3 separate regions of the Homo sapiens genome follow, and all the other regions are linked to region 2. The links are chromatin contacts, found by Hi-C or POLR2A ChIA-PET in ENCODE. All regions are on one chromosome and are shown on one strand. Each heading gives the region's core, a stretch centred on a gene start or an enhancer-like site at or near the end of the contact. The rest is flanking DNA. Distances are from core to core; before and after follow the strand shown.

Region 1 (4,636 bases), core at 1,451-3,950, 180 kb after region 2:
TCACTGGAGCCCAGGAGTTCGAGACCAGCCTGGGCAACATGGCGAAACCCCATCTCTACAAAAATTAGCCAGGCATGGTAGCACATACCTGTAGTCCCTGCTACTCTGAAGGCTGGGTGGGAGGATCACTTGAGCCCAGGAAGTGGAGGTTGCAGTGAGCCAAGATGGCACCACTGCACTCCAGCCTGGGCGACAGAGGGAATCCCTGTCTAAACAAAAAACAAATAAACAAAAAAATTGGAAGCAACTAAATATCCAGCAAAGAGGACACAGTTAAAAAATATGACACATGCAAAAGCAGGTATACTGAACAGCCTTTCAAAATGCTATGGAATTTGTTTTTAGTTCCTAATGTGTTTAAAAGCAGGTTCCAAGAAAGCAAGCGCAGTGTGATCTCATTTTTGATAATCAATATGCACATATATGATGTCTCAGAGGATTTATTAAAATGCTGATATTGGTTACTTTTGAGTGGTGATTTCAATTTTCTTCTTTTATTTGCATTTTCTCAATTTTTGACAAAGAATATCACTAGTAAAACAAAAATTAAAAATTATTAAAAATCACCACTTATCAAACCGAGCCCTAGAGGTGAAAAGACCCTCTGCAAGTGTGTATAAGTAGGATCTCTTGATGTGGTTTGGAGGAAGGAGCCCAACAGGGGCTCAGAGGGCCACAGTGGAGGAGAGGTGTGGGGCTGGGTGGGTAACAGCCCAGCACTGTCAGTTCTGTGAGGGGCTGAAAACCACCGTGCCTGCTCCCCTGCATCTGCCTCTTTAACTGGCCACCTACCCTGTTCCCACCCCATCATTTTCTCCTTTCTCACAATTTGCATTTTGATTACCAGGCTCCTCCTTCTTTGGTAGTTTTTCAAATAAAGTTCCAGCAAGGAGCTTCTGTGCAGAGTAACCATTGCATACTGCAACAATCATTGTGACAGTATCAGGACAACAGGGTTCAGCTTGGTGTGGCTTAGCAGGTCATGTCCCCTGGCCCACTTTCATTAAGCATTGAAATAAGGCAGCAGAGATGGATGACAGCGTACCTAGAGACTACTTGGAAATTCTATAAACTAAAAATATATTTTCTGCACTTTGGTCAGGATGAAGGGACACTCAGCATTTCCCCTGGAAGCAGGTGCCTGATTGATGGTGTGGGGCTGACTCAAATTCAGAAATAGCCAATGGCAAGAGACGGGAACACAGGGGTGCACAAATAGGTGTGCTAGGAGAGGCCAATCCTCTGTGGCTGGCTGTGATCCTTCCCAGCCTCATAGCGCCTTTACAGGCACTACAGCAGGGCACCTGCCCCATGGGGGGACATCCATGCCTCCATCCACCTGTGACTTTCACCTGTCCCTCCTCCAGCAGGAATCAAACTGCACTGTCACACGGTCCTCGATGGCATCTGGAAGTTGAGCCAGCTTTGCTTTGTCTCAGCTGAAGTGAGGGACAAAGGCCACTATGGGTCCAGCTCTTCTAGGACCTGCTATCCTGTGAGCCTCCTTTCTCTGCCCTGAGGATCTGGGTCTGGGCTCTGGGCTGAGGCTTCTCCTCCAACTCGCCTCAGCTCAGCGTACCTCTCTTGTGTCCAAGGCCGCAGGACCAAGGGATTCAGAGACAAACACGCCCCAGTTGAGGCCATCACTATAGCACCAGATCTCTGCCTGTGACCCAGGGAACTCACCTCCTTCTGAGGCCTCAGCCTAAGTCTTCTGAGACTAAGTGAGGAAGCTGGGGCACAGATAAACTGGAGTCTGAAGTCGGTGAGCAGTGGTCTCAGGTCTGCACTCTGACCCTGGAAACACAATGACCACAGGAGATTCAATTAGCAACACCTATGCTCCCTTCCATGCAGTGAAGTTGAGTAAAACCCAAAGGTTTTACCCAGCAGAAGAGGGACAATGCCTCATTCTAGCTTTAAGAGTTAACATTGATTCACAGCTCAATTATCCTCAGTGAGCGAAACCCTGCCTTCCTGAGTCCGGGCTTTGGAATCAACTGACTGACTGCTGTGCCACTTTTATTCACTGAAGAAATGGGTGCCTTCCTTCCATGAGCCCGTTCTCCGTGCTGGAAATACATCAGGGAACAAAATCTCAAAGTCCCAGCTCCCGCAGAGTTTCTAGTCCAGCGGGGGAGACACACAGGAAACAATAAACATGATAAACGAAGCACAGGAAAAGAAAAAAAAGATTCCTCGGGTTTGCTACCTACGTGACTTTGGACAGGTTGTCAAGCCACACTGAGCCATTTTCTCTCTATAACACGAAAATAATCATCGTAACACCTCACAGGGCTCCTGTGAAGATTAATGTGAAACATTTGCAAGGTTGCCTGGCATTTTTAGGCGCTCAGGAAACAGGCGCGGAGTGACTCAATCAGTCACTCGCTGGCCCTGAACCTCGTCCCCAGCACTCACGCCCACAGGCCTGCGGGTCTCAGGGAACCGGACCCTGGTCCTGGCTCAGAGGGTCCTGAGAGCAAGGGGCCTGTCTCAGGCGGGGAAGTGGCCTGGAGGATGGGCTTTTGAGCTGGGCTGTAGAGCCACCCTGTCACCCACAAAGGCGTTCACCCATGGCCCCATGACCCCACGACCCCGTCAACCCCCGCCCCCATCAAAACCATCACCACCTCCGCGTCCCTCTTACTTCACCGCCAAGAGCCTGAAACCTCAGAGGCCGCTGACAACAGCCAGTGTGAACTAGGGACCGCCCTCCCGGGTCAGCGGAGCACTTCCGCTTCCCACCGCCCCCTGGGAACGCGGGATGGGGTCGGAGTGTGTCGCAGCGCCGCGCACGCGCAGTAGCACGGGGGTGGGTGCGCCACCGCCAATGGCCAAGATGGCGGCTTCCAGGGACCCCGTGTTTCTGATAGTGTTCGGCTTGAGGACAAAAGCGTGTGACCATTTTCCGTGGCGAGTGGTACAAAAGGCCCAGGGCGTCATCCCTTGCCGGCGAGAGGCGAGCGGACTTTCCAGCGGCCTAGCTCCCGCCCGCAGGGAGGCCGAAGTCCCCCTTGTCCCCCTTCTCCCATTTCGTCCTCCTGCATCGCGACCCTCCCAGTCGCTGCGGCATTGGGTGTTTGTGTCCCTCCGTCCTGAAAGCCATTGTTCCCGCTTTTTTACCCTCCTGGGAATAGGAAAAAGAGTCGCGCCTCCGGCGCCAATAGCGCTCGGAGGCGTGGCCATCTAGGGTCCAGGCTGGTCTCAGGGAACCCGACCCTGGGCCTGGCTCTCAGAGAGTCATGGGAGCAAGGGGTCTGGCTCAGCCGGGGAAGTGGCCTGGAGGATGGGCTTTTGAGCTGGGCTGCAGAGCCAGCGATCTCTTGAAATGAGGAAAGAAACCCTCATTCTGATTTTTCTCTACGCAATAGAGGGGCTCCAATTCCTGAGATCCTAGACACCCTGGGAGAATCTGGATTTTACTTTTTTGAAAACGCACTGTAAATAGCAAAGAGGTGTTTTCTGTGAGATTGCCAGCCAGTGGCAACATGGTCCCCTAAAAAGGCCTGTAATGGCCTTGAGGAAAGTTTTCTGTTTCCTGTCTGGGCCTGGGGGAAACAGACGAAGTGTGTTCTCCATCCTTCTGTGCCTGCCTAGTCACCAAGCAGGCTTCCTTGGGTCAGGCATGGCAGGGTCTCCACCAGGTACAAAGCAATCCCTTCTGTGCTGGAGCCAACTGGTGCCAGACACTGTTTATAGATGAAAGTGTTAAAGCTGATCATGGAATCCATCAGATATGTATTTAATTTCCATTTGAACATGGGTCTTTCTCCTTTTTCTTTTTCGCTTTCTCCTCTGCAGGTTAACTTGCATTCCCCAGGTAGTTTGAATGAGTCTCAGCCCAAATTTGCAAACTCAGTACAGCCATCCCCTGGGAAGTTACCCTGTCTAAGCCTCCTGTACAAGTCCTAGGAAAAGAACCTGTTTTCCTTTGGGCATGTGAGCAGTGAATTATTGCTCATTCAGAATTTCATGTGTATGTGTTGCTGATGGCCAGGTTTAGAGAAACCAACCTATTTATTTTTAGAGGAGAGGTGAACTGATAACATTCTTTTCAGACATCACTATCACGAGGCAGGAAAGGGCTAATAGTATGACAGTGTCCTGAGGACAATAGAGAAACTGCAAACTGCAGAAGCACCTGGTCTGTGGCCCTGACCAGCATCTCTCCATTTCAGGATATGGAGATTCTGCAGGAACAGGTATTTCTTCAGAAAGAGAAGGGACTGATATTTTAGATGTGACCAGATGCAGGGCACGCTCTTATTGCCATGCCAGCATTTGCTATTCATGATGTTAGTATTCAAAAATTAAGAAACACCCTGCCTCGGCCATTGGTGTCTACTAATCCATTGGAAGAGAAGACTGGAATCCACCACTTGCTAGCTTCTTGGGTCTCATTCCCCCGCTTTCTCCCATAGCTGAGGACCACCTAACCTAGATGGCTGCTGTAATTGTTCAAAGGAACATCTTTAGAGCCTGAAGCCCAGGAATAGCCCGTGGCAGGCACCTGGTAAATGTTAGTTTTCACTGCCTCTCCCAACACTATGAAACATGCAGCACTCTCTGCAACTGACCCTGTGGATTTCCATAGGCAGGAGAATATCCAGTGTTAAGTGGAGCTGGTATTTTC
Region 2 (4,128 bases), core at 1,090-3,589:
AGACATTTGAGCATTCGCCACATGCCAGGCACTTTACCTAGATTCCCTCAATGTGATCCTGACAACAGCCTTATGAAGCGTGTACTGCTCTCCCCATTTTACAGATTAAAAGTTGAAGTTTGGGAGTTTGAGTCATCTCAGAATAAGTGATGGAGCCAGGATTTGTCCCCAGGGTATGTGTTCTTAATCAACATTATGAAGGGTGTGGGCTCGCCAGAAAGAGTCCCTGACTCTCCACTTTTCAATAGTGGATATTGGTTCTACAACTGGTTCCGAGTCTATCAGTGGTGCCCAGGAGAAAGAGAGCAATACGATTTGACTCTCCAGCCCAGGGATCTGAGGAAGAAAGGAGAGACATCAGGTGCCTGAAGGCATTCCTGTTTCTCCAGGGCCTGGGATCCTCTAGGTGAGCAATTTGGAAAGGGCATAGCAGGGACGGCTTGCCTTTTCTCCATGAAGTCCACGGCCCCAGGTGGGAAAACCAGGAGCCTGGGGCTGGAATCATGCAAAGGTTCATTTACTCATATGTCTGGCACCTGGGCTGGAAGGACCCAACCACAAGGACTTCTGACAGGAATGTCTGTGCAGGGCTTTTCCATGTGGCCTGAGCTGCCTGCCAGCATGGTGGCTGCTGGGTAGTTGGATTTCTTATGTGATGGCTTAAGGTTCCAAAAGCAAGTGTCCCAGCAAGCAAGGTAGAGGCTATATCACCTTTTCTGACCTAATCTTGCAAGTTCTACAGCATCACTTCCGTGGCTTTCTATTGCTTAGAAATGCATTCCTAAGACCAGCCCAGACCCAATGGGAGGGGATAGAGACCATAACCTCTGGATGGGAAGAGTATCAACAAATTTACAGACAAGAATTGAGGTTGCCATATCATCCCTGTTGTGCAGCTGTCGGGATGATTTTGTCTCTAGGTCTGGCTCTTTATCCAGGTCAGCATGACCTGGGCAGGCAAGGTGGGGAAAGGAGAGTTATGATAGGGGCAGAAATGTGTTACCAATATATTATTTGACCTTGGGAGTCAATAACTATGTCGTTCAGCATTGAATGCCCAGTGCTGAGCACAGTGGCTGGCACATGCAGGAACCTGATAGGTGTTTGTTGGGTGGATGAGGGAATGAGAGAGATGCAGCATGCAACAGGCAGCTTTACTGACCACCTGTGTATGTTGTCCATGAAACCCTATTCTTTTTTTTCCAGTCAGCTTTGAATCTGACTCATCATTGCACTTAATCCTGCAGCAGTCTGCAGCAGACTTCACATTCCATAGGATCTTCTAAATGATTCCATCTACCAAATCAGATTTAATAAGGCTGGCAAAATGTGGTGCTGTGTGGGGTCAATGGGGTGCCACTGTGGCCTTTTGTGGTTTCTTTCTCTTTAAGGGTGGCCACAGCCTGATAAGGCATTTATAGCATTGATGTCCATTCTAGGTCCCTGCTCAAGGGACACAAAGCCATGACCTGGAAAGTTCTGGACATTTTGGGAAGAGTTTTCAATAAGCTTCATTGGAGATTTGGCACCCACTTTAATGAGCTCCAGAAGACCTTTGAGATGATCTTAGAATTGGCCATTATGTCAGTTGGGAGCATGTGGTCTCAGTGAGTTCTCTTTGAAAATTTGCTATTTGACTCTAGCTTTGATTAAGGACTTTAGAAAACAGGAGTTCAGGAACTGAGCACCTCGAGGCTAATTTAGAGTATAACAGTTTGGGAGATCTTGAAACTCAGCCTGAGAAAACCCCAGGGGAAAACATGATGGCCGTCCTTATTTCACCAAAGGAAAGATAATGGCTCTGGTAGGACATGGCTGCCCTATTCTAAAGCATCCTCCACAGAACTGTGGCCAGTCTAGATTAATTTTGTAAGAAAAAAAGGCCAATAGCAGCTGGATCATAAGATTTGGAGAGATTTCATCTTGCTCTGGACCATTCAAAACATCCCCACCCCCTTTGCTGTTTCCCATTGCTCCTACCTCTGCATTCAAGCATCTGTAACAGGAAATAAGTGAAAGGATTTGGCTGGTCATGTAGTAGAACTTACTATGTATCACATGAGCCCTGCGCACTGGGAACACTGGGCTTGTAATTAGATTCAGTAACAAGCTTACTGTCACTTTTCTGTGGAAATGTTTGAGTGAGAAAGCAGCAGGTCCAAAGTGCTGAGGGTTCTTGTATTTAGTCCATGCAGTAACAGCTAAAATAGCCCCCACCCCCAGGTGGAGTGAGTCTCAGGAACCTCCCTGGATGGGCCTGGATGGATGAACTCAGTGTTCCTGTCAGCTCCCAGAGGGCCCCTTGGGCTGAGAGCACCGCACATGTGGTGTTGTGAACGGGCTGGCAGCCACTCGCGCTGCACTCCTAATGGCACCCTGTTTGCCACAGCCCTAGCCAGAAGCTGTGTCACAGCTTCCCCCTGACCTCCTTCCTTCCAGACCTCATACACAGTCATGCAGAGGGCCCCTCAAAGTCAGTTCCACTGACCTTTTGAAAGGTTTTCAAGATTGCTGTCATATGGGGAAAAACATGCAAACTTCAAGCTTGGTTCTCCAGGACACCCTCTTAGAAATGACTCACGCCCTTGTGCAGAGAGGACCTTATTTCTCCAGTTCCTCCTGGTCTGACCTCCTCATTCTAGTGAGCCACTAACAGCAGGGCTCAGTGCACTCTGTGGCCATGAGAAACAGGAAAACAGAAATAAATGGGCTTCTCATTTTTGGGTGAAACCCTGGGTTCTTGCAGTTTCCCCTGAAATAGATCCAGGTCACATGCTCAGTGTTGTCATGAAACTGAAATCAGAGGTAGGGAAAGTCCAGATGTTTGTTCTCCACCAGAGAAAAAAAAGGGCGGTTCTCTTTACCTCATTTTCTAAATAATCTTCCTAAAAACAACAAACAAAAAAGTGACATTTGATGGGAAGGCATGTCTTATAATGAGCACAATTCTCCTCACTGGTCTTGAAGCCCAAGGCTATAAACAGAGTCATGGCTAGGGAGCTACAGAATATTAGCTCATGTGGGAAAAGGAAGGGAGCTGTTGGCTAGAACTTTGCTTCATGTGGGGAAAGCATAAAAATATTGTGGGCAGACTTCAGCTTTGTGTCCCCTGGTAAGTTTGACTCATTAGAACAAAACAAGACAAAAAAAACAAAAAACAAAAAACAAAACTCAGTGCTTTGTTTCTCTGGAGGTCTTGGTGACTTTGCAACCAAAACAAAAACAACCCTAGCTGGAGGCAAGCTGCCCAGCCCTGGGGGTGGCCTCCCACCCCGATAAAGCAGGGGACTTTTCATGCCAGACCAGACAGCTGAGATTTCTGTTGGCCGTACATGCAGACACATCATTCACTTCCTTCCCTGAGTTTACAGAAGAGCACTCATTGATGAGGCCACTTTGGAGCAGCTAAGAGTGTGAATCTGAATTTATCCCAGTTTCACCATATCAACAGGACAAGGTCACAAGCCGGATATTAATGGAGTGTGGAGGAAAGGAAACCACCAATGCCTGTGTATATGCACACGTGTGTGCGTGTCTGTCTGTGTGTATGTAGTGAAAACTGTAGAAAATCAGCAGTTTATTGTTGCGTTCACATATGACTTTCTGAGCAAGTTAGAATCATTTGTTTCTGGGTCCTCCGTGTTTTTTTTTGTTTGTTTTTGTTTCTCCAGGCTGAAATCTGATACCCGTAAATCTGTCACCTAAATCTTTAACTTCAAACAGTTGCAGAGGTGCCTTTCCTCCAGTTGCTACTCTGTGACCACCGCCCCCCCCCCAACCCGCCCATTTTTTTGTGCTTCCAAGTGCCTCCCTTGGCCCCTGATTTCCCTTTCTGCTCTTCCTTTTCTGTTTTCTAAAAACTCAGAGTCAAGATCAATTTATTCATTTATTTGACAAATAGTTATTGAGCACCTGTTCTATTTCAGGCATTCTTTCAGGTTCTGGGAAAATATCTGCAACAAGGTAGATGAATCTGCATCCTGAAGGGCTTGGTGACAAGGTGATAAAGGGTGAGGGTGGAGAGTGGCAGAAGCAAGAGAGTGGAGACACTCAGGCCTCACCAGCCCCACTGAAGCAGAATCTGCATTTTAACAGTGTCTCCAGGGAATGTGTGTACATTTTACCATT
Region 3 (4,584 bases), core at 1,970-4,469, 160 kb before region 2:
CAGGCTGGAGTACAGTGGCGTGATCTCGGCTCACTGCAACCTCCACCTCCTGGGTTCAAGTGATTCTCCTATCTCAGCCTCCCGAGTAGCTGGGATTGCAGGCGCCCGCCACCACACCCAGCTAATTTTTGTATTTTTAGTAGAGACAGGGTTTTGCCACATTGGCCAGGCTGGTCTTGAACTCCTGACCTCAAGTGATCCACCTGCCTCAGCCTCCCAAAGTGCTGGAATTACAGGCATGTGCCACCGCACCTGGCCTTACAATTTTCGTTTTGCAGGATGAAAATGTTCTGGAGATTGGATGCACAACAATGTGAATATATTTATCGATACTGAACTATATCCTTATAAAGAAATGATTAGGATAGTACATGTTGGTAGGGGTGGTGGCTCAGGCCTTTAATCACAACACTTTGGGAGGCTGAGGCAGAAGGGTCACTTGAGCCCAGGAAGTCAAGACCACCCTGGACAACATAGTGAGGCGAGGTGTCTCACACCTGTAATTGCAGCACTTTGGGAGGCCGAGGTAGGTGGATCACAAGGTCAGGAGTTCGAGACCAGACAGGCCAACATAGTGAAACCCTGTTTCTACTAAAAATACAAAAATTAGCTGGGCGTGGTGGCGGGCACCTGTAGTCCCAGCTACTTGGGAGGCTGAGGCAGGAGAATCGCTTGAATCCGGGAAGCAGAGGGTTGCAATGAGCCGAGATTGCACCACTGTACTCCAGCCTGGGTGACAGAGCAAGACTCAGTCTCAAATAGAGATAATAATCATATTTTTTTTTAATTAGCCAGGCATGGTAGTGCGTGCCTGTGGTCCCAGCTACTCAGGAGGCTGAGGCAGGAGGATACCTTGAGCCCAGGAGATCAAGACTACTGTGAGTCATGATCGTGTCACTGCACTGCTGCACCTGGGTGACAGGGTGAGACCTTGTCTCAAAAAAAAAAAAAAGTACATTTTATGTTAAGTGTGTTTTACCACAAAAAAAAAAACAAAAAACTCTCCAGCCCAGCCTGACCAACATGGTGAAACCCCGTCTCTACTAAAAGTACAAAAATTAGCCAGGCGTGGTGGCGCGTGCTTGTAATCCCAGCTACTCAGGAGGCTGAGGCAGGAGAATCACTTGAACCAGGGAGGCGGAGGCTGCAGTGAGCCGAGATTGCACCACTGCACTCCAGCCTGGGTGACAGATCGAGACTCTGTCTCAAAAAAAAAAAAAAAAAGAAGAAGAATTAGATTCCATTCCAGGCAATGTGGTAGAACAGGACGCAACATCAAATTAGTATAAATAATAATAATACCTCACATTTAAATGGCACTTTACAATTTACACAGTTCTATTGTGAAATACCTTACCTTGTTAAGTTCTCCTAGCAACTAGGATGGAGTGGGGTGGGTCTCTGTGTTCAAAGTGCATAGGCTATAGGAAGGGTGATTAGGAAAGTGGAGGATGAGTGGGCTAACAAGGCATAGAGAGACAAATGCTAGAATTGATGAGTGAATACAGAAGAAATGGAATAGAAAGATGCAAAACAACCAGCTCATGATCTACCTGATTCCTCTGTTTTTCCTTGGATGTGATAGGGGGTAACCATACTCTTGTGTATTCAAATGTTTCCTACTGTTTCTAGGCCCCGTTTTTCATAAGCTCTGTTCCAAGAAGCAGTACTGCTTCCTAGTCAAAGGTGCCCCAGTGTTCAAAGTTTGGCCCTACCCCTTCCTGATTACATGATCTTGCGCAGGTTACTATCTCTCGGCTTTAGTTCTCTATGTGATAATAATAGTTCCTGCCACCTCTAAGCCTTCAATACATATTTTCTCCATTTCATTTTCTCAGCCCTGTAACCTCAGGATCAAATGCTGCCTACTGACTGAAGTGACAAAGAATACCTTTTTGAGGTTTTTCTTCTTTCAACTTGTCCTACCATAGTATTATCGGGAAGATCCCCCAATATCATCCCCCAATATCATTAAGTAGGAAGAGAAATTGTTTGCAATATATAGGTTTCATGTTAAGTAAAAATTGTTGACGTCAAGGGTTTAGAAGAAAACAGTTTGACTGGAGTCAAAAGTCACTTTTCTTCTAAGTCACTTTTCAGAGGTGAGATGGAAACCTTGAGGTATGTTTCTGGCAAGTGATCTCCAACAATTTCTCTAAAGTATCTGATTAGAATAAGTAGGGAGACATTATAGGTAATAAGGTAGATATTTTCCTTAATCCAACCCCTAGAATTTAAACCATATTGAGCACCAGGAAAATTTCGCTCTGCAATTTCCCGAGGCATTTTACTTGTTACATTGGGTACATTATGACCTGTTGAAGATGGTGGTTTTCAGTTCCTTCCATTTAATGAGTCTTTACATTCTAATTAAAACCGAAAGTGGAATTCCTCACTTCTTCTGTTTGTTAATGATATAAATTATCTTAGCTGCTATGAAAATAAAAGGACTTCCTTCATTTGGATTGCTCAAACACTGATATTCACGCTCACTTGGAGGTATCTGGAAACATTATCTAAATGAGATTATTTTATCCAGAGAGAAAATTCTTAGCTTTAAAAGCTATTTAACTAAGATGGCTTGATATATTTTATGACTAACGCAACTGGGCCAACCTGTATCTTATGTTTAGTCAATGCAAAATGAAACAAAAATCCAGTGCCAACCAGATTAAATTGCAAAACATGCACACAGTATTTTGGATCAGGAACTAAACTTGTGTGGTTAATGACTAATTTCCTACATCCTCTGAGGCATCTACATGCTTGGATTTTTTTAGAATGGCTGGGCTTCATTTGTCACAAACTTGCCTCTTGAAGCAAAGCACACAGTAGACCTCCAAAAACTAGGCTTTAAATCTAGAAATTCTACTTTTTAATTCTTCCAAAGGAAGAATTTCTTTGAGTCATTTCCAGGTCCCTGCAGAGCCAAAAGACACACAGAACATATTCTATAAGCGTGCACAGGCTGTCCAGAGCATTTATCATTGCTCATAGTAAGCTTTGTATCCTGCGTGTTCTGGCTACCTAATTGCTTGGTAATAAATTACCCCAAAACTTCGAGGCTTACAATAACCACCTTATTATGCCCACTAATTTTGTGGGTCAGGAGTTCAGACAAAGCACACAGTGGGAGTCCATTGTCTCTGCTCCACGATGTTTAGGGCCTCAGCTGGGAAGACTTGATGACTGGGGTGACTCAGCGGCTGGGGGCTGGAACCACAAGGAAGTATCTCCATTTACGTGTCTGAATGTTGGCTGGGACCTCAGCTGAGAGTGCTGACTAGAACACCTCTATGTGACCTTTCCATATGGCCTGGACTGTCCCACAGCATGGTGGCCTCAGGATAATCCAACTTTTTACATGGTGAATTAGGGACTCAAAAGTCAAAGTCCCAGGGAAGAAGTCAGGAGCTGCCTCGCCTTTTCTGGCCTAGCTTTGGAAGTCATGCGGCATCATTTCTTCCTCTTTCTAGCGGCTACAAACCAGTCACAATCCTGTCCCAGTTCAAAGAAAAGGTGCATAAGCCACACTTCTCAATGGAAGAAGAATCAAAGAATTTGTGGACATATATTTATTTATTTATTTGAGACAGTCTTGCTCTGTCACCCAGGCTGGAGTGCAAGGGCATGATCTTGGCTCACTGCAACCTCCGCCTCCCAGCTTCAAGTGATTCTCCTGCCTCAGCCCCTCCCCCCACCCAGTAGCTGGGATTACAGGTGCCCACCACCACACCCAGCTAATTTTTGTATTTTTAGTAGAGACGGGGTTTCACCATGTTGGCCAGGCTGATCTCAAACTCCTGGCCTCAAGTGATCCGCCTGCCTGGGCTCCCAAAGTGCTGGGATTACAGGCGTGAGCCACCGCACCCGGCCTGTGGACATGTTTTTAAATTGCCACAACATGTTAAGCTCTATGTGTTTATAGCTGCAAAGTTATGTCATGATTCCCAAATAATAAATCAGACTGGACAAAAATGACGGAAAAAAAAGAACTCCAATCTCAGAGGTGACTGAAAGAAACACTGTAGAATTGCTGTCAGAGACTGAGCTTGGGGCCCTGCATTTAAGATTGATTCAGGAGGGCCGGGTGCAGTGGCCCATGCCTGTAATCCCAGTACTTTGGGAGACTGAGGTGGGTGGATCGTCTGAGCTCAGGAGTTTGACACCAGCCTGGGCAACATGGTGAAACCCCGTCTCTACTAAAAATACAAAAAATTAGCTGGATGTGGCAGTGTGCAGTTGTAGTCCCAGCTACTCAGGAGGCTGAGGCAGGAGAATCACTTGAACCCAGGATGCGGAGGCTGCAGTGAGCTGAGATTGCACCACTGCACTCCAGCCTGGGCGACAGAGTGAGACTCTGGCTCAAAAAAAAAAAATTGATTCAGGCAAACCTATAGGAGCAGGAACTTAAGCGTTTTAAAGGAACATAAGGTCTCCAAATTGCTGTCTGTGGTTAACACTGTCATCCACCTCTCAGGTCTCCCACCAAGGAGAAACTCGTCCCAGTTGCTAGGACAGCTATAGGTAGGCAGCCTTCAGCTCTTGGCCCTTTCAGAGATTGCCTCAGTTGCAGAGTCGCCC

What was found. Hi-C counts contacts between places; a loop is a spot of excess contacts on that map. ChIA-PET counts read pairs that join two places held with the same protein, here RNA polymerase II (POLR2A). Pooled maps may share reads with other maps.
Region 1: a map with no recorded cell type shows a loop between it and region 2 (5-fold over the local background). The contact joins the promoter of KRABD4 here to the enhancer-like site in region 2. A Hi-C loop is called at or near these places in 3 of 37 single-sample maps with no recorded cell type and 8 of 50 pooled maps.
Region 3: a loop to region 2 is called in a map of CD14-positive monocyte, with 3 times the contacts of the local background. The contact joins two enhancer-like sites. A Hi-C loop is called at or near these places in 1 of 168 maps with a recorded cell type or tissue (CD14-positive monocyte), 3 of 37 single-sample maps with no recorded cell type and 8 of 50 pooled maps. POLR2A ChIA-PET finds 5 or more read pairs at or near these places in 2 of 52 experiments (activated B cell and activated T-cell).

What each region holds. Positions count from the first base shown.
Region 1 is chrX:46,445,361-46,449,996 of GRCh38, reverse strand. KRABD4 (KRAB domain containing 4) reads right to left here and starts at 2,700. Exons shown (of 6, transcript NM_001129898.2): 1 at 2,651-2,700; 2 at 1,687-1,797. RefSeq lists an enhancer at 2,464-3,121.
Region 2 is chrX:46,627,427-46,631,554 of GRCh38, reverse strand. The region is part of intron 14 of SLC9A7 (solute carrier family 9 member A7); the gene reads left to right. Among named protein-coding and RNA genes, the nearest start is that of CHST7, 56 kb to the right of the region's middle. Within about 2 kb of position 2,339, at least 17 of the 41 ENCODE cell types and tissues checked have a DNase peak (open chromatin) inside an H3K27ac peak, as active enhancers do; they include CD14-positive monocyte, where a contact is called at or near this core.
Region 3 is chrX:46,790,751-46,795,334 of GRCh38, reverse strand. No RefSeq gene overlaps it. Among named protein-coding and RNA genes, the nearest start is that of SLC9A7, 34 kb to the right of the region's middle. Within about 2 kb of position 3,219, at least 14 of the 41 ENCODE cell types and tissues checked have a DNase peak (open chromatin) inside an H3K27ac peak, as active enhancers do; they include CD14-positive monocyte, where a contact is called at or near this core.